Regions from separate parts of the Homo sapiens genome. Here region 1 is linked to region 2. The links are chromatin loops, found by intact Hi-C in ENCODE. Cell type or tissue: breast epithelium. All regions are shown on one strand. Each heading gives the region's core, and the rest is flanking DNA. Links, peaks and the distances in the headings are about the cores only.

Region 1 (10,669 bases), core at 4,744-7,243, 60 kb after region 2:
CCTGAGGGACTTCCTTGACTACACAAAATGCTGCCTGGGGGGAGCTGCGCAGGCAACACAGCGTCTTCCCTGTTGGGCACTTTGTACACACAGACTTAGTGCTATCTATGGCGAAGTGGTGCCTGTGTGTCCTGACGTTTCCCAAATTTTGCACAGCAAAGTATCTCTATGGCTGAGGTCGGAGTGGGCAGGCCTCTTCCGGGGGCAGGAAGAGGAGCCGCTCCATTTGACACAGCAAACCCACTTCTAGGGATCTGCTCCAGACTGGAGAAATGTCCATCAGGATTTTTATATAATGACTCTGACCGCGTGCAGTTGAAAAGACAGAACTGGGGACCGGGTGCGGTCGCTCACGCCTGTAATCCCAGAATTTTGGGAGGCCTAGGTGGGTGGATCAGCTGAGGTTGGGAATTCGAGACCAGCCTGGCCAACATGGCAAAACCCCGTCTCTACTAAAAATACAAAAAAAAATTAGCCGAGTGTTGTGGCAGGTGCCTTTAATCCCAGCTACTCAGGAGGTTGAGGCAGGAGAATCGCTTGAACCCGGGAGGTGGAGGTTGCAGTAAGCCAAGATTGCGCCATTGCACTCCAGCCTAGTGACACAGCAAGACTGCATCTTAAAAAAAGAAAAAAAAAAAAAAAGGAGGCGTTGATAGGTGCTGACATGAAAAGTACATCAAGATAAATCGAGGGAAAAATGCAAGCAGCAGCCCCACGTGAGCAGCGCAGTCATCTTGCTGTAAATGGCAAAGTGGAAATGCACGCATGTGCTCGAAAATGCAGAGAAAAGGTTTGTTTTTTGGAAGGGCCCACGAGAAACTGTCAGCAGTGGCTACCTCTTGGGAAAGGAGCTTGGGGGGCAGCTTTTCCTTTCCGTCTTATAGAGTTCAGTATAATTTGGACTTTCCATTAATATGCATGAATGACTAAATATATTTTTTAAATGCTAATGGTGTCTTTGGACAGTCAGATCCAAAGACCCCATTTTTTCTTTATTTATTTTCTTATATATTCTAAAAAAGAAAAAAAAAGTAAGAGGCCAGGTGTGGTGGCTCATGCCTGCAATCTCAGCACTTTGGGAGGCTGAGGTGGGAGGGCTGCTTGAGCCCAGAAGTTCAAGACCAGCCTGGCAACATAGTGCACACCTCGCCTCTACTGAAAATTTAAAAATTAGCTGTGCATGGTGGCACGCACCTGTGATCCCACCTACTTAGAAGGCTGAGGCAGAAGGATCACTTGGAAAAAAAAAAGTAGAAAGAATGTAACATCCTAAATATATATATATTTGGTTTCGGCCCCCAGTTCTTGACACAGTTTTTATTTTGTTTGTTTTTTGAGACAGGATCTTGCTCTGTTGCCCAGACTGGAGTGCAGTGGTGCAATCACGGCTCACTGCAGTCTTGACCTCCAGGGCTCAAGCGATCCTCCTGCCTCAGCCTCTGGAATAGCTGGGATCACAGGTGCATGCCACCATGCCCAGCCCTGACACTGAGCTCCTAAGTCCCTTGAATTTCCTAAGTTACAGGGGTGCTAGCAGCATGTTTTGTTCTAACATTTGGTTTTGATCCCAGTCCCTGGCACAGAGCTCCTAAGTCCGTTGGAATTTCCCGGGTGACAGGAGTGTCTTTTGTTCTAATGAGGTAACTCCTGGGTGGGCTGATCACCAGAGAGATCAAGCTGCAATGAGGAGCTTGGAACTTTCAGCCCCACCACCCCCCAGCTTCCTCCAGAGACTGGAGAGGAGCTGGAGATTGAGTTAAGAATCGATGACGCCTATGTGATGAGGCCTCCGTCAACATCCCGATAGGGTTTGGAGAGCTTCCAGGCTGCTGAATGCATTCCCGTGCGCAGGGGGTAGCGTACCCCAACTCCATGGGGACGGAAGCTCCTGCATTCAGGACCCTACTGGACCTTACTCTACTTAGGTACCTCCATCTGGCTGTTCATCTGTAGCCTTTATCACTTCCTTTCTAATAAACCAGTTAACATAAGTGCTTCCCTGAGCTCCGTAAGACGCTGTAGCAAATTACTCAACTTGAGGAGGGGTTCATGGAACCCTTGATTTGTAGGCAAGTAGGACCAAAGTGTGGGGAACGAGGGGACCTGATACTTGTGATTGGCCCCTGAAGTAGGGGGCAGTCTGTGGGACTGGGCCCTAACCTGTGGGGTCTGCACTGATTCCAGGCAGTTAATGTCAGAGTTGAACGGGAGGACACCCACTTGGTGTCTGGGTGGCTGGAGAAGGTGTTGGTTGCAGGGGTGGGGCTGGCTGCATATTTGGTATCAGAAGTGAAGGGTTCTGTGGAGTGTTGTGTGCATGGACAGAAAAACAGTTGGTTTTTCTCATGGTTGATGTCTCTCTTTAATGACAGGCAAACAGTCACTGACCTATTCAGGGCACGGCCCCGGAACTAAGCCCAATATCAAGAATAGACAGGAGGCCAGTTCTCCTATTATGTGCAAAGGACACAAAGATTAAATGAAAAACAACAGCAACAATGAGCACAGTCCCTGCCTTACGGAGCTCGTGGTCCAGTAGGAAAGACAAACAAATAATTGCACTCCAGGGCGAGGAGTCCATGAGCCAGGGCAGATCCGTATCCCCAAAGGACCCAGTATCAGCTGACGTGCCCAAGCCCTCCTGAGCACAGAGAGGCTGGTACACATTTAGATTCTGGGCCAGGCACAGTGGCTCACACCTGTAATCACAGCACATTGGGAGGCCGAGGCAGGTGCGTCGCTTGAGCCCAAGAGGTTGAGGCTGTAGTAAGCCATGGGGGTGCCACTGCATTCCAGCCTGGGCAAGAGTAAGACCCTGTCACCAAAAGAAAAAAAAAATTGTACTTGACTTTGGAAGTCTGATTTTTTCTTTTTTTTTTTTTGAGACAGTTTCACTCTTGTTGCCCAGGTTGGAGTGCAATGGTACGATCTTGCCTCACTGCAGCCTCCACCTCCCAGGTTCAAGCGACTCTCCTGCCTCAGCCTCCCGAGTAGCTGGGACTATGGGCATGTGCCACCACACCTGGCTAATTTTGTATTTTTAGTAGAGATGGGGTTTCTCCATGTTGGTCAGGCTGGTCTCGAACTCCCGACCTCAGGTGATCCGCCCGTCTCGGCCTCCCAAACTGCTGGGATTACAGGTGTGGGCCACCGCGCCCGGCCTGGAAGTCTGATTTTTAAAAAGCTGTGGTCATGACCCATTGATGGGTCAGGAAAGCAAATGAGAAGGCCTTACTAGTATTGTTAAAAAAAAAAAAAAATGGGCGACCAAAGTCTTGGTGAAGTTTGAGGCTTTAATAACTTCAGAAGTATAGATACTACAAATGTACCAAAAAATGACATTTGAAAGGTTATTTACATTTAAAATACCTTGATATCTCTCACTCAGATTCTTACAGTACCCCCTCTAGTGCTATACATGGCTCTAGTTGTTCAAACTTCGAAAAACCTTTTATCGACTGTTGGTCAGTGACGGGAAAAGATTGCACTGGTGATTCCAGCTTCACCAGGTTCCAAAGAACTGGATTTTGTGCACACGTGACCTCAAGGGAGGTCAATTCAGCCCAGGAAAGGGGTCCTTTGCCTGCCTGTCCCTCCAGACACTAGCACATGCGGAGAATTAAAATGAAAAAATCTAGCACTTGACTGTCAGGAAACTAAGTGGAAAAGAAATTTAAATAAGTAAATATTCAACTGATGTTTTGTAGGTTTGTACATTTAAACATCTGAAGTTATTTATTAAAACTGCACTAAGACTCTGGGGACACCCCTGTATCCCAGAATGAAATAAAAGACAAGGCTGGGCGCGGTGGCTCATGCCTGTAATCCCAGCACTTTGGGAGGCCGAGGCGGATGGATCACGAGGTCATTAGTTCGAGACCAGTCTGGCCAACATGGGGAAATCCCGTCTCTACTAAAAATACAAAAATTAGTTGGGTGTGGTGGTGCACGACTGCTTCAGCTACTTGGGAGGCTGAGGCAGGAGAATCGTTGGACCCTGGGAGGCGGAAGTTGCAATGAGCTGAGATCACGCCACTGCAATCCAGCCTGGGCAACAGACTGGATTTTTTTTTGAGATCTGTCTCAAAAAAAAAAAAAAAAAAGAAAAAGAAATTAAAGACAAACAGTGTTTTGTGTGTGGTAGAGTTAGATACTGGTTTATAAAACTTCTGGGGCCAGGTGAGGTGGCTCACGCCTGTAATCCCAGCACTTTGGGAGGCTGAGGCAAGTGGACTGCTTGAGCCCAGGAGTTTGAGACCGCCCTGGGCAACATGTCAAACCTCATTTCTACAAAAAAATTACAAAAATTAGCTGGGCATGGTGGGATGTGCCTGTAGTCCCAGCTGAGGCTGAGGTGGGAGGATCACTTGAGCCCAGGAGGTCAAGGCTGCAGTGAGCCGAGATCACACCACTACACTCCAGCCTAGGTGAAAGAGTGAAAGCCTGTCTCAAACAAAAGAAAACAAAACAACAACACAACAAAAAACTTCTGGTGTAGCTGTGTGACTTTATATACAGGATGTAATTTAAAATTTCTTTCTTATTGTGACACCTAATTAAAAAAAGCTTGAAAACACTGCTCAATTGGCCATTTATTTTGTTGTCTGTGCAGAAATCCCCTGTTCTTTTGGAAGTTGTCCCTTGAATCCCGTGGCCCCAGTTGGGGCGGTCAAACCCTCCCCCTTCCATCTACTTATCTGGATGGGCGGGGGCATAGGCCCAGGAGCCCAATTTCTGCTTGGGGGACAAGGACCCTCTGGGACCAGAGCAGTGAGCTGCCTAGAGTGGGCCCGGGTGGAGAGACTCGTTGGAGAGCCCCCTCCCCTACCATGTGCTTGTCCTGAGGCCATTCCACCCTGCCTTTCCCTGCCTGAGAACCGCTCCATTCCAACTCCCACAGCCCCTGGACCACGGTGTCCGCCATCCACTGACACCTCTCCTGTCCACCACTCACCACACTCAGACTTTGCAGGCCAAGAACATCTCAAATTTGCCTGCATCAAATCTCAGCTCTGCTGAAGTCAAGGGTTGGATAGCCATGGAATGTTTTTTTGAGTGGTTATCAAACTGCACCTCATAGAGGCATCCCAGGGCCTCACACCTGGGCTTCTACTGGAAATAACATCCTCACTTTTATCTGGGTAACTTGTTAGGCTTTTAAAGAATATACTAATAATAATTGAATGAATTCCAATTATTATTATTGTTATTATTGAGACAGGGTCTTACTGTCACCCAGGCTGTTGGTAGAGTGATGCGATCTCGGCTCACTGCATCCTTGCCCTTCCAGGCTCCGTCAATCCTCCTACCACAGCTTCCCTAGTACCTGGGACTACAGACATGGGCCACGAGGCTTGGCTAATTTGTGTATTTTTGGTATAGATGAGGTTTTGCCATGTTGCCCAGGCTGGGCTTGAACTCCTGGGCCCAAGGGATCTGCCTGCCTCAGCCTCCCTGCTTCTGGCTGTGGTGTTTTACTTTTTTAAAAAATAACGGGGGCCGGGGGCCTGTAATCCCAGCACTTTGGGAGGCTGAGGTGGGTGGATCACCTGAGGTCAGCAGTTCGAGACCAGCCTGGACAACATAGTGAAACCCTGGGTCTACTAAAAAATAAAAAAAATTAGCTGGGCATGGTGGCAGGCACCTGTAATCCCAGCTACTTGGGAGGCTGAGTCAGGAGAATCGCTTGAACCCGGGAGGTGGGGGTTGCAGTGAGCCAAGATCAAGCCATTGCACTCCAGCCTGGGCAACAAGAGCGAAACTCCGTCTCAAAAACAAAACAAAACAAAATAAAACAATAAAACCACCAGTGTTGACTGCATTTTGCCCTGATTTTATAAAAGTGTGGACACAACAGAAAAGTGAAAGTGCTGACTCCAGTAGTAAGAAGTGCCGGTTTCAGACACAGTGCAATGGAGACAAAGACACAAACCCTTCTGCAAGGGGTGGCTCTTTAGCTTCAGGTGTGTGTGTGTGTGTGTGTGTGTGCAACGGGATGGGAAGGGATAAAGCAAAACCTTGTGCGAAATACCAGAGCTCCATCGTCTAAGGCTGTGCTCAACAGAGAGCTGGCACTAAGGATTTTACCTTCGTGCCTCCCTCATAGCACGCCCATCTTTCCTTCCGCTTTGGCACAATCAAATTTGCAGCTATGTTTTCAGGAGTGTGCACGGTGGGGGCCTGGAGGAAAGGGAGCTCAGCTGTGTCTGCAGGGAGCAAAGAAGGCCTCAGAGTGGATGAGAAAGCCACGCTGGGTCCGAGATGGGCTTGCCAGGCAGATGTAGAGAGAAGGGCATCTGGGCAGAGTGCACAGCCCATGTAAAGGCATGGAGGCACGGAACACCTCGGCTCTTCCAGTGGCTCTACAGACTTGGGTATGATTGCAGGGTGGGTGTGACACAGTCAGAAATAGTGTGCAGAGGCTGGGTGTTGTGGCTTATGCCTGTAATCCCAGCACTTTGGGAGGTTAAGGCAGGTGGATCATTTGAGGCCAGGAGTTCAAGACCAGCTTGGCCAACACGGTGAGACCCCCTCTCTACTAAAAAAATACAAAAATTAGCTAGGTGTGGTGGCGGGTGCCTGTAATCCCAGCTACTTGGGAGGCTGAGGGAGGAGAATCTCTTGAACCCAGGAGGCGGAGGTTGCAGTAAGCCGAGATCGCACCACTGCACTCCAGCCTGGGTGACAGAGCGTGACTCTATCTCAAAAAGAAAAAAAGAAAGAAAGAAACAGTGTGCAGAAATGCAGGGTCTGCAACCACAGAGATCATATACAGGACACTAAAGCGTTTGGTTTCATTCCTCAGGAAGTGAGAAGCCACCTGAAACTTTCAAACAGGGATAAACAAGGCTGGGCGCGGTGGCTCACACCTGTAATGCCAGTACTTTGGGAGGCCATGGTGGGAGGGCTGCTTGATGCCAGGGGTTTGAGACCAACCTGGGCAATGAAGTGAGACCCCCATCTCTATAAAAAATTAACAAATTAGCCGGGGGTGGTGGCATGTGCTTGTAGCCCCAGATACTTCGGAGGCTGAGGTGGGAGGATCGCTTGAGTCCAGGAGTTTGAGGCTGCAGTGAGCTATGATGATGTTACTGTACTCCAACTGAGTGACAGTGGGAGACCCTGCCTCTAAAAAAATAAATAAAAATAAAAAATAAACAGGTGTCAATACAAATTTTTTAAACGAAAAAAATAAACACGGACAAACAGAGTGAGAGCTGCACTTGGGAGGCTGAGGTGGGAGGATTGCAATGGGGCAAGAGAAGAGGCAGGAGGAACTATGAGAAGAGGGTACAGAGCTCAGGGGAGAGATGATAAAGGCCCAAACTGCGATGCTAAAGGCACCTGGCCTTCAGCTCAGCGTTGAATGAATCCGTGAAGGTGCGGCCAGCCAAAGGCAATCTCTCCAGGGTCTCATGGTCTGAGTCCTCCCCACCATCAGGCAGCTGTGCCATGGTGGGTGCGACCAGGATCATTTCCTGGAGGCGGCACGAACCCAACAGAGTACGCAGCTGATTCTTCCTGAGGTCTCAAAGGAAACGGAACAGAGCAGCTGCTCGAGCGCTGACTCAAACCTCACCCAAGGCCATCATCACCGCGGAGTTCCTGTCCATGCCCTTGGTCCCAGGAGTGTTCAGGCTACTCGGCTCATGGGCTGAACTGTGTTCCACGCCCCAATTCATATGCTGAAGCCTTGGCCCCAACTACCTCTCAGCCTGACTCTATTTGGAAACAGGGCCTTTAAAGAGGTGATTAAGTTAAAATGAAGCCATTAGGGTGGGCCCTAACCCAAGGACTGCTGTCCTTATAAGAGGAAACTCGGACACACACAGAGACATGAGAGTTGTGAGTGCACAGAGGAAAGACCATGTGAGGAGGCGGAGAAGGCGGCCAACTGCAAGCCAGCGAGACAGGGCTTAGGAGGACCCGAACCTGCGGACACCCTGAACTTGGCCCTCCAGTCTGCAGAACTCTGGGAAAAGAAACGTCTGTTGCTGAAGGTGCCCGGTCTGTGGTGTTTTGTTATAGCAGCCCTGGCAAATGAATACATCATGTTTCTGATGAAAGTCAATCAATTTCATGGAAACAGTGAATTGAGACAGGCAGCTGGCGTCACCCTGGCTGGTCCCCAGGGCAGGCTGGGCTGAGCCCAAGCTCCATCACTTCACTGATCAGAGTCTCAGCATTTTATGACTGAATAGAGACCACATTTTAATGTCATGTTCTGGGATAATTTTCTAATTCAGCTTTTCCCTCCAATGGAGGAGGTGGAGGCGGGAGGGGGAAGGCAAACGGGACGTGCCTCCTGACAGCCTCCCCAGTGCTAGGAGCCTAGGACCAGGGTGCCCCGGAGGCCAAGCTGAGGGGCCCGGCCAGGCTGCAGTAGCTGGGAGACACAGTGAACCAAGCTCACGCCCTGCAGGCTGCACGCTGCCATTTATGGCTGCCCTGGCTGATTCAAGCTAATTCAAGCGTGATGCAAAGTGCTGAAGTCGGGAGAGGGAGAGAGGGGAGGGGAGAGAAGAGAGGGATAGATAAGGCGGGGGGAGGGGAGAGAGAGAGAACACTAACAGAGGGAGAGAGAGTGATAGAGACAGATTTCTGCCTGCGTGTCTGCTGCCCAAGGAGATGGTTCTGCTGTGGGGCAGTGCAAAGAAGGTCTCTTGTGGCCCTGTGGCCACCAGAGCTGCCGCATGCTGTGACTGCACCAATCCCACTGGCTAATCCAGAATGACTTTAGAGGACAGCGGCTCCAGGAGGCAGGCCGTTCCTAACTCCCAAGGGGACACCTGTCCCTCCCCTGCCTGCAGCAGGCAAGGATGGAGATAACAGGAAGGCGACAAGGGGCCTGCCCAGGCCCCCCAACCCCAGAATGGGCCGGGCCCAGGGCTGCCTCCACAGTGCCTGACAATGCTCTCACTCCTTCCAGAAGGACTCCATTAGCCAATCAGCTGCTCATCTTTTGCAATGGGCGGGGGGGGAGCAGCAAAGCCCAGCTGGCGCCAGCTCCGGGGGCTTGGTGGTGGGCAGGGAGGGCAGGCTGGGGCAGGGGTCACCTCTGTTCCTCCATACCCGGCAAAACAACTCAGCCATCTCCCCCTCCAAACTACAGCTCCAGGCTGGGGACACGCAGGCTCCACTCTCTAAATCCGTATTTGCAACTGGATGAGGCATGTCCCAGGAACTTCTGTCCAGAACCTAGTAACCCAAGTCTCAAACTGTCCCCCTCTCACTTGTCCAGTTTTTCTTGGCAGCCACAGCATCTCTGACACCTTAACATGGCCTGGGAATGTTGATTCCAACCTGACTTCCTTCCTTTCTGTTTTTTTTTTTTTTTTTTTTTTTTTTTGAGATAAGAGTCTTGCTCTGTTGCCCAGGCTGGGATGCAATGGTGGGATCTCTGCTCACTGCAACCTCCGCCTCCCGGGTTCAAGAGATTCTTCTGCCTCAGCCTCCCGAGTAGCTGGAATTACATGTGCATGCCAGCATCCCCGGCTAATTTTTGTATTTTTAGTAGACAGGGTTTCACCATGTTGGCCAGGCTGGTCTTGAACTCCTGACTTCAAGTGATCCGCCCACCTCAGCCTCCCAAAGTGCTGGGATTACAGGCGTGAGTCACCGCGCCCAGCCCTGACTTCCTTTCTATTCTGAATTCTAGAGTCTCCCCTTCACTCCAACAGGCTTCTGGCTTCACCCCTTTGTTCTCCTGCTACAACCATTCAATGCCTTCAGGTGGCACCTACATCTGCTCTCCTCCAATTCATCCTTTTTGGGGAGACGGACTCATTCTGTAGCCCAGGCTGGAGTGCAGTGGTGCAATCATGGCTCACTGCAGCCTCAACCTCCCTGGGCTTAAGCAACCCTCCCCCCTCAGCCTCCTAAGTAGCTGGGATCACAGGAGTGTGCCACAACACCCAGCTAGTTTTCTTATTTTTTGTAGAGATTGGGTCTCACTATGTTGCTCAGAGTGGTCTCAAACTCCTGGGGTCAAGCCATTCTCCTGCCTCAACTTCCCAAAGTGCTGGGATTACAGGCAGAAGCCACCACACCCAGCCCTCATCCAGCTTTAAGAACATCTTCAAATGCCAACTTCATAATGTGTTTCCTGCTCAAAACCCATGCCACCTGCCTACATTGCCTGACCTTGTTCAATTTCAATAATCTCTGTTTCTCCAAGTTCTACTTCCAGATTCTCCTGCCATCAGATTGGGTGAGGTCTCTCTCCTCGATGGCTAAGAACCGAGGGTGCCACTGGGTAGGGGTGGTGGGCTGGGACTTGGGGTGCTCTTTGCACCATGGCCTCAGGAATGTGATCTGTCCTTCCACATTCACCTCTGCACACACCCCTCTCCTTCCTCTGTCTGGGCAGGGGTCCCCCAGGGTCATAGGACCTGATTTGGAGGCCCTTTAATTCTACCCTAGGTTTGCAGAGACTGCTGCAAGGAGGAGGGGACAGAGTAAAAGGGGCCTAGACTGCCACCCAGAGCAGCTCTGTTTTTGCTTTATGTCCTGGGCTTCCATAAGACACTGAAGAGGCAAGAAGGGATCCAGTGTTTTATTATTATCATTTTTTATTTATTTACTTTTGAGACTGGGTCTCACTCTGTCACCCAGGTTGGAGTGCAGTGGCACAATCTCGGCTCACTGCAACCTCCACCTCCTGGGTTCA
Region 2 (8,790 bases), core at 4,320-6,819:
CCTTGGGCTGGGTTTGTGTGTTGAGGGCATTGTTCTCTGGCACTGGCTCTGCATAGATGGTTGTCCTCCTTGCCCTTGTGGGTGCCTGGGACTTAGGCTTTGCCAGGGACTGTAGAGACCTTTCTTTAATGTTCTCTGTGCGTTGATGCCTAGGGACAGAGATAACCTTTGATGAAGGCTGAAGATTGTGGAAACAGGTCAGAAGCATAAGTAGTTTTTTGTTTTTTTTTTTTTTTTTGAGACACAGTCTTGCTCTGTCACCCAGGCTGGAGTGCAGTGGTACGATTTCAGCTCACTGCAACCTCCATCTCCTGGGTTCAAGTCATTCTCCTGCCCCACCCCCCTGAGTAGCTGAGATTACAGGCACCCGCCACCATGCCTGGCTAATTTTTGTATTTTTAGTAGAGATGGGGGTTTCACCATGCTGGCCAGGCTGGTCTTGAACTCCTGACCTGCCCAGTGATCCACCTGCCTCGGCCTCCCAAAGTGTTGGGATGACACGTGTGAGCCACCGTGCCTGGCCAGAAAATAGATTCAAACAAAAGCGGAATAGAATTTGAGATATGTACATAGGACATACAGGAGAGCATCTCATCCGACAAACGTTTACTAAATGTCTATTCTGTGCAGTGTGCTGTGCAGGCACTGGGAATACAAATTGGAATAAGACACAGACCTTGGACCTATGTGATACACGATTATTGTTATTCGAGGCAGGAAACAAAGGTCTTTGATCACTGGAGAAAGGCAGGGCCGGCCAAGGCAATATGGGAAGCAGGCTGATTACCTATGCAAGCCCTTCCTCCATTAAGGCCTCCTAGCCTGAGCTGCAGCTGACCCTGGGTGGTATTTCCAGCCTTTCTCAGCCTCAAAGCAACACATTTATTCAGGGTCTCCAGCGGGGGCACTCTCTATTCTGACCTTGAAACTGAAGCCTAAACTTCCCAAGGGTGTTAGGAAAGGGCTGACAGCTGACAGTTCTTCCTCCTTACCTCCCAGGGATCCTTCCTCCTTGAAACCCTTCTTTTTTTTTTTTTTTTTGAGACGGAGTCTGGCTCTGTCACCCAAGCTGGAGTGCAGTGGCGCGATCTTGGCTCACTGCACCCTCCATCTCCCTGGTTCAAGCAATTCCCCTGCCTCAGCCTTCCGAGTAGCTGGGATTACAGCGCATGCCACCACGCCTGGCTCTTTTTTTTTTTTGTATTTTTAGTAGAGATGGGGTTTCACCATGTTGGCCAGAATGGTCTTGATCTCTTGATCTCGTGATCTGCCCACCTTGGCCTCCCAAGGTGCTGGGATTTTACAGGCGTGAGCCACCGCGCCCAATTTTTTTTTTTTTTTTTTCTTTAAGAGACAGAGTCTTGCTCTGTCGCCCAGGTTGGAGTGCAGTGGCACAATCACAGCTCACTACAGCCTCAAACTCCTGGGCTCAAGCGATCCTGTGGCCTCAGCCTCTCGAGTAGCTGGGACTACAGGCATGCACCACCATGCCCAGCTAATCTCTGTGTGTGTGTGTGTGTGTGTGTGTGTGTGTGCACGCGTGCGCGAGCACTTGTGTGTGTTTAGAGACTGGATCTCACTCTGTTACCCAGGCTGGTCTCAAATTCCTCACCTCAAGTGATCCTCCACCCTTGGCCTCCCAGAATGTTGGTATTAAAGGCGTGAGCCACCGCGTCTGGCCTAAACACACACATTTTTAACTGGACTTGCATAGAAAATGCCTCTGCCTTTGTTATATGACTCAAAGAAGTAGCTTGGATGAGAGATATTTCTAACCAGAAAGGAGAGATGGGCCTCAGGACAGGGTTGGACTGAGATATGGAGCATCCCGAAAAGGCTAATGGGCTTCAAACCCTAATTCTTTCTGTATTTTTCATTTTCAACTAAGAAAAAGAAAAGGAAAAATTTATTATAAGAATAGAAAGTGTTTCAAGGAACCCAAGAGCAGGAAGTAGTTGAGCCTCTGGGGGGGCTTGGAACCAGGAATCGCTCTCTAAGGCTTTGTCTCTATCTCACCTCTCCCTCTGAATCAGCTTTCTTCTACTCTTTCTGTCTCTGCAGACAGGCCTCCTCTGCTCTCCAACCCACAGGCTGGTGGAAGATGGCCACCCCATAACACCTGTACTGGGGACTGTGGACTCCCTTTTCTCCCAATTTTTCACTCTAGCAGAAGACTGTGGCCCCCTTGGGTCCTATCTCCATCCCTTTCCAGGGGTCTCGGTCACATACTACATGACATTCTGGGGCCCACTCTGTGCATGGGAGGAGGACACTTTCAAGAGAAAGAGGGGGTTATTGGTTCATGAACTGGGAAGACACCCCCAAAATATCCATTCTGAAAGAATGCCACTCAACACAGAGTGAGAAACCTGAGTGAGTGAAGAACACATTCTTGATCAATTCATTCCACATTTGCCTAGTAGAAGGTCTGAGTGCTGTGTGGGTGTGTGTGAGGCTCACCACTCCCCTTGGTCTGACTACTCAGTGTAACCTCTAAGCTCACGTGGGCCATTCAGCAAAAACCAAGCTGTTCACCCGGTTTAACAAACAGCTCTTGTTACCCAGCAAAGCCTCTTGGTGGATTCACCCTGACCTCCACTTCCCAACCCCCAGCCTCAAGAAGCCTATGGAAACTTCCCTTCCAAACTCCGGCAGCCCTCGGCAGAGAGGAATTCTGCTGAATGACATTTTCCCTATCTCGAACATTTTCATGGATGTAGCTGCCTGGCTGGCAGGCACCTTAACTTGGCCGTGGCGGGGAGAGATGATGAGGCAGGGGTGGTTTTTGACATCACACATCTCAGGCCACACATAGCATGGACAGCTGGCCGTCTGCTTAGTGGCCACACTGACCCTGAAGAGGTAATGCACTCCTCTCTGGAACCCTGTCTAGCAGCAGGAATGGCGCAGTGACTCCTGGAAGGCCTATTCAACCGCAAATCTACAATTGATTGATGACTCCTTTAGGTTTTGCAGGAAGTCACAGCAATAATCCAGGTAGTGACAAAATTATGTAATTAAGTTTCATTTAATTCCCTATAATTAAATACACCTGTGATTGCTAGGGCTGTGGGTGTTGAGATAGACATTTCCTTATTCTCATGCACAGTATTTACTAAATGCTCAAATTGTATCCATATGCTGAGTGCCCCATATTCAACGCGTTCGGCCCTGTGTGGTCCTGACCCTGTGAGCTGGGCTGGGGTGTGGGAAGGCTTTCTTCTATTAATGACTTCTAGTCCAGAGGCACAGGCAAATTAATCATGGGTCATACCAAAACAAAAAGCGACTTAACTGCATAATTCTGATCTACTAGGGAAGTAAAAATATAAAATGTTGCACTTTAATAAATGAATTTATTGGCTGGGTGAGGTGGCTCATGCCTATAGAGCCAGCATTTTGGGAGGCCGAGGCGGGCAGATCACCTGAGGTCAGGAGTTCAAGACCAGCCTGGCCAACATGGCAAAACCCCGTCTCTACTAAAAATGCAAAAAAAATTAGTTTGGTGTGTTGGCACGCACCTGTAATCCCAGCTATTCCGGAGGCTGAGGCACGAGAGTTGCTCGAACCTGGGCGGCAGAGGTTGCAGTGAGCTGAGATAGCACTACTGCACTCCAGCCTGGGTGACAGAGCAAGACTCCATCTCAATTAAAAAATAATAATAATGGCCAGGCGTGGTGGCTCACGCCTGTAATCCCAGCACTTTGGGAGGCCGAGGTGGGTGGATCACCTGAGGTCGGGAGTTCGAGACCAGCCTGACCAGCATGGAGAAACCCCATCTCTACTAAAAATACAAAATTAGCCGGGCATGGTGGCACATGCCTGTAATCCCAGCTACTCGGGAGGCTGAGGCAGAAGAATCGCTTGAACCTGGAAGGCGGAGGTTGCGGTGAACCGAGATCGTGCCATTGCACTTCAGCCTGGGCAACAAGAGCGAAACTCCATCTCAAATAATAATAATAATTAAAAATCAATCAATCAATTTATCATGAACAAGAATCGCACAATAAAAGAAACAGGAAAATAGTTATCTGGCAACATCCTCCCTCTCTGTATATATATATTTTCTTTTTTTTTGAGACTGAGTCTCTGTTGTCTAGGCTGGTGGCACGTTCACAGCTCATTGCAGCCTCGACCTCCCGGGCTCAAACGAGTCTCCTGCCTTGGCCTCCTGAGTAGCTGGGACTACAGGTGCATGTGCCCCCAGGCCCAGCTGCCTTCTATATTCTTCAGTGTACATCACCAAGGGGAACCTGGAAGTGAAGAAATGGCAAAAGGTTCAAAGTTCGTTTATGCCTGCAGCCATGAAACACCTATTGGCCAGAGAGCGGTATTTTCCAAGAATACAGTACGAGAGATAACACAGGAATGTTGAAGTTGACTAGGATATTGAAGAGGCTGAAACTGAATTTTGAAAAAATACCCCAAGGAAAGGTCACTCACTAACAAAGCCAGTATGAGTAGAAGATTATTTTATGGAGGAGGATAAGAAAAGAGCTGAAAAGACTCCTTTGATTCGCTAAATAATTTTGCACCTGGGCTCCCGCCTTCTATGGCATGGAGAGCGAGCGGAAGTGGCTGCAGGTGAGTTGCGCCTGGTATGTGGGAATGGCTGGTCACACAGAATCGCCTCTACTTACGTCCTTAAGTCCTGGGCTCTTTCTCAGTCCCCACCATCAACTTTGCCCTCATTTTATCTCAGGCCCCCTGGCTGGGTGAGCTTTCCTCTTCCAGGTTACATGTTTGGTTCCCACAGCTTTGATGCTGCTTCTCCTTGAAAGGAGGACAAACTAACACTTCGCTCTGCCCTGTGTCCCTCTCCACTCCCTGCTGTGGAGCTCTCTACCTTGAACTGCTCCTGCCTCCTGTGCCCCACATTGTTAGCTGGGCCTGGAGTTCCCAAGACCCCCTTGGTGTCCACGAGGGCTATTCCAGCCTCCTTTTGGTATTTGATCAGTTCTTCGGGGTCTCCTGTCTTATGTGAGATAGAAACCAGCCATTCTGCTTTTTCTTTTCCAACTCTAAAGTTGGCCAGGCGTGGTGCCTCACGCCTGTAATCCCAGCACTTTGGGAGGCCGGGGGTGGGGGTGGGGGGTGGATCACCTGAGGTCAGGAGTTCGAGACCAGCCTGGCCAACATGGTGAAACCCCATCTCTATTAAAAATACAAAAATTAGCTGGGCATGGTGGTGCATGCCTGTAATCCCAGCTACTTGGGAGGCTGAGGCAGGAGAATCGCTTGAACTCGGGAGGCAGAGGTTGCAGTGAGCTGAGATCGTACCACTGCACTCCAGCCTGAGTGATACAGCAAGACTCTGTCTCAAAAAAAACAAAAACAAAAAACAAACTCCAAAGTTTATCTTCCTTGGAAAATCCTGAAAGTTTTCTAAAAGTGAATGAATGCTTTATTTTTACGACTTTACTTTGACTTTAGATGTGTCTATACGCTGCTTCCATGACTAAAAGCTGTATGATTGCCTTAATTATCTTTGTATGCTGGAAAAAAATGGCAGAAATCCATTTTCTCTTGTTATTCTGAGTGTTCTTTTCTCAAATCAAAGCCTGTGTGGTGGTTTTCAGCCACCTCAATCTTAGTGGGGAGATTCTAGTGGGGATGTTATTATGTTCTGGGACTCGAGAGAAAACAGAAGGAAAATGAGTCAGTTGCTGCTCATCATACTTCAGTGGCTGGATACAGCTTCCAGAGCTCCCCCTGAACAGACAGGTCCCCAGCATTCTCAGAGATGCCCTTCGCCTAGCTGAATTCACTGTGGGCCAGAATGCCAGTCAGCTGGTTTGAAAGTTAGATGTCCTACGCCTGTAATCCCAGCACTTTGGGAGGCTGAAGCAGGCGGATCACTTGAGGTCAGGAATTCGAGACCAGCCTGGCCAACATGGCGAAACCCTGTCTCTACTAAAAATACAAACGGCTGGGTGTGGTGGTGCACGCCTGTAATCCCAGCTACTCTGGAGGCTGAGGCAGGAGAATTGTTTGAGCCTGCGAGGTGGAGGTTGCAGTGAGCAGGGATCGCATCACTGCACTCCAGTCTGGGCAGCAAAGAGAGACTCTGTCTCAAAACAACAACAACAATAACAACAACAAACCAACTAAATGAGACATCTTATGGAAAGTTCTACGAGAACTTGACAACACAATGCAATGTTTATTCTGCAATATTCATTGAGTAGCCATGACATGACAGGCATTCAGAGGTATCTGCTAGAGATTAAAGATAAAAAAAGCAATGGTCACTGGTTTTAAGAGGCTCACAGTCTATAAGAGAAACAGACATGAGTATAAGCAGCTGCCTTAAAGTGTCATCGGTATGATATTAGTCATACGTGTGCGAGGCAGTGGTGACAGCCTAGGGAGGCAGTTCTGCTCGGGGGGATACTTTGGTATGTAGGGGTTACCTAAGCTGAGTCTTTTTCTCCTGAGTCTTCAGAAGTGAACTTTTATGAATTATTTTTATTTTTATAAAAGCAATGTGTGCTTATTACGGAAAAAGCAGAAACTGCCTTAAAACATGAAAGGATAGCAACCTCCTATTATCCCAGTCCCTTCAAAGAATCTACTGTTAGTACCTCAGGGCATGAACAGCCGCATCCCTTTTCTACGCCTGTCATGCTTTTGAATACAATTATATACTATTTTGAAATGTTATTTGTTTCCCTCTCCACCCCACCCCCATACCTCCAGCAGTTAAGATTTGGTTTCATGTTCAAGATGTAGTGAAACAGATCAATCTTGGAGAAGTTATGAGGGGGAAGGACTTTACTACTTCTTACCATCATTGTCCTTCCCCTGGAAAGATCCTTTACTCTGGTGGGTGGCGGAAATGAGAGAAGGAGGGATCTGTGAGTTCCAAGGTCAGAGGACCCTGCTTCCTGGCAGTGTTCCAAAGGTCTAACAAGACCCCTGGAAAAAAAAAGAATCCTGAGCCTAGGAAGACAGGACCACAGACAGTGTCAGAAAAGTCTCACACGGAGCTGAGATCACGCCACTGCACTCCAGCCTGGATGGCAAAACGAGACTCCGTTTCAAAAAAAGAAAAGTCCTCCCGCCCGGCCAGCCTCCCCGTCCGGGAGGTGGGGGTAGCCCCCACCCAGCCGCCGCCCCGTCTGGGAGGTCGGGGGCGCCTCTGACCGCCGCCCCGTCTGGGAAGTGAGGAGCCCCTCTGCCCGGCCGCCACCCCATCTGGGAGGTGTACCCAACAGCTCATTGAGAACGGGCCATGATGACGATGGCGGTTTTGTCGAATAGAAAAGGGGGAAATGTGGGGAAAAGAAAGAGAGATCAGATTGTTACTGTGTCTGTGTAGAAAGAAGTAGACATAGGAGACTCCATTTTGTTCTGTACTAAGAAAAATTCTTCTGCCTTGGGATCCTGTTGATCTATGACCTTACCCCCAACCCCGTGCTCTCTGAAACATGTGCTGTGTCCACTCAGGGTTGAATGGATTAAGGGCGGTGCAAGATGTGCTTTGTTAAACAGATGCTTGAAGGCAGCATGCTCGTTAAGAGTCATCACCACTCCCTAATCTCAAGTTCCCAGGGACACAAACACTGCGGAAGGCCGCAGGGCCCTCTGCCTAGGAAAACCAGAGACCTTTGTTCACATGTTTATCTGCTGACCTTCCCTCCACTATTGTCCTATGACCCTGCCAAATCCCCCTCTCCGAGAAACACCCAAGAATGATCAATAAATACTAAAAAAAAAAAAAAAAAAAAAAAAAGATTCCCATCACACCCTAAACCTAAAAGGTTTAGGATAAATAAAGATGTGAATTAAAAAAAAAAAAAAAAGACATAGAACAGTCACCACAAGGGTCCCTCATGTTGTCCTTTTATAGCCACAGCCACTTTCTTCCTACACCACCCCCTCCTCAACCCCTAGAAACACCACTCATCTGTTCTGTATTTTTATAATTTTATCATTTCAAGAATGTTATTTGAATGCAATCATACAATTATGTAAGCTTTTGGTACTGGCTTTTCAAAAAAACAGAACAAAAAAAACCCAAAAAAAGTCTCTCACACATAAGCCAGGTGGACCTGAAAGAGCCAAGGGGCAGGAACAATGGCTGTTTCAGCAGCTACTCAATAGCGAAGGGTCAGCGTCCCACTCCCATGCCTTGGCACCGCATCAGATGTCCTGGAGCCCTTGATACCATCCTGCAGAGGGGCAAGAAGAGCTGAGATTAAGTTTTCCTGAAGCTTGGTGGATGGGAGTTCAGAATCAGAAATCAGGAGGTGATAGAAAATAAAGTTCTGTTCTTTTCTTTTTGGACACAGAGTCTCACTCTGTCGTCCAGGCTAGAGTGCAGTGGCATGATCTCGGCTCACTGGAAGCCAGTGCCCAGGTTCAAGCGATTCTTGTGCCTCAACCCCCTGAGTAGCTGGGATTACATGCATGTGCCACCGTGCCCGGCTAATTTTCATATTTTTAGTAGAGATGGAATTTTGCCATGCTGGCCAGGCTGGAGAACATAAAGTGACAACAAGAAAATGACAAACAGAACCCATAGGTCTGTTTTTACAGCTCACTCTTTTTTTTTTTTTTTTTTAATGGAACGCTTTACGAATTTGCACGTCATCCTTGTGCAGGGGCCATGCTACACAGCTCACTCTTAATTACCATCTCTAAAGCTAAAACAAGCATAGATCTTCCAAAACATATTTATACCAGACTATGGAAGCCAAGCAGAGACATAGTCTTAGATGACATCTACACATCACTGAACAAATGATGCACGTGGGTGCGTCTTAAGATGATATGAGAGATGGCCCG

What was found. Peaks named below come from ENCODE experiments on the same cell type or tissue, not always from the same donor. Only the 100,000 strongest peaks of a DNase experiment are listed, where the experiment ranks them.
Region 1: a loop joins it to region 2, with 14 times the contacts of the local background. A loop is called at or near these places in 11 of 110 quality-filtered maps.

The regions. Positions count from the first base shown.
Region 1 is chr17:76,689,391-76,700,059 of GRCh38, forward strand. All of the region lies in intron 1 of MXRA7 (matrix remodeling associated 7), which reads right to left. Among named protein-coding and RNA genes, the nearest start is that of MXRA7, 16 kb to the right of the region's middle. RefSeq lists enhancers at 7,763-8,316, 8,317-8,870, 8,871-9,423. In breast epithelium, for the core only: no CTCF peak of the experiment used is centred there; a DNase peak (open chromatin) is centred at 6,151; H3K4me3 peaks cover 779 bases; H3K27ac peaks cover 584 bases.
Region 2 is chr17:76,629,563-76,638,352 of GRCh38, forward strand. ST6GALNAC1 (ST6 N-acetylgalactosaminide alpha-2,6-sialyltransferase 1) reads right to left here. Exons shown (of 9, transcript NM_018414.5): 2 at 1-149. Among named protein-coding and RNA genes, the nearest start is that of ST6GALNAC1, 9.8 kb to the right of the region's middle. In breast epithelium, for the core only: no CTCF peak of the experiment used is centred there; no DNase peak of the experiment used is centred there.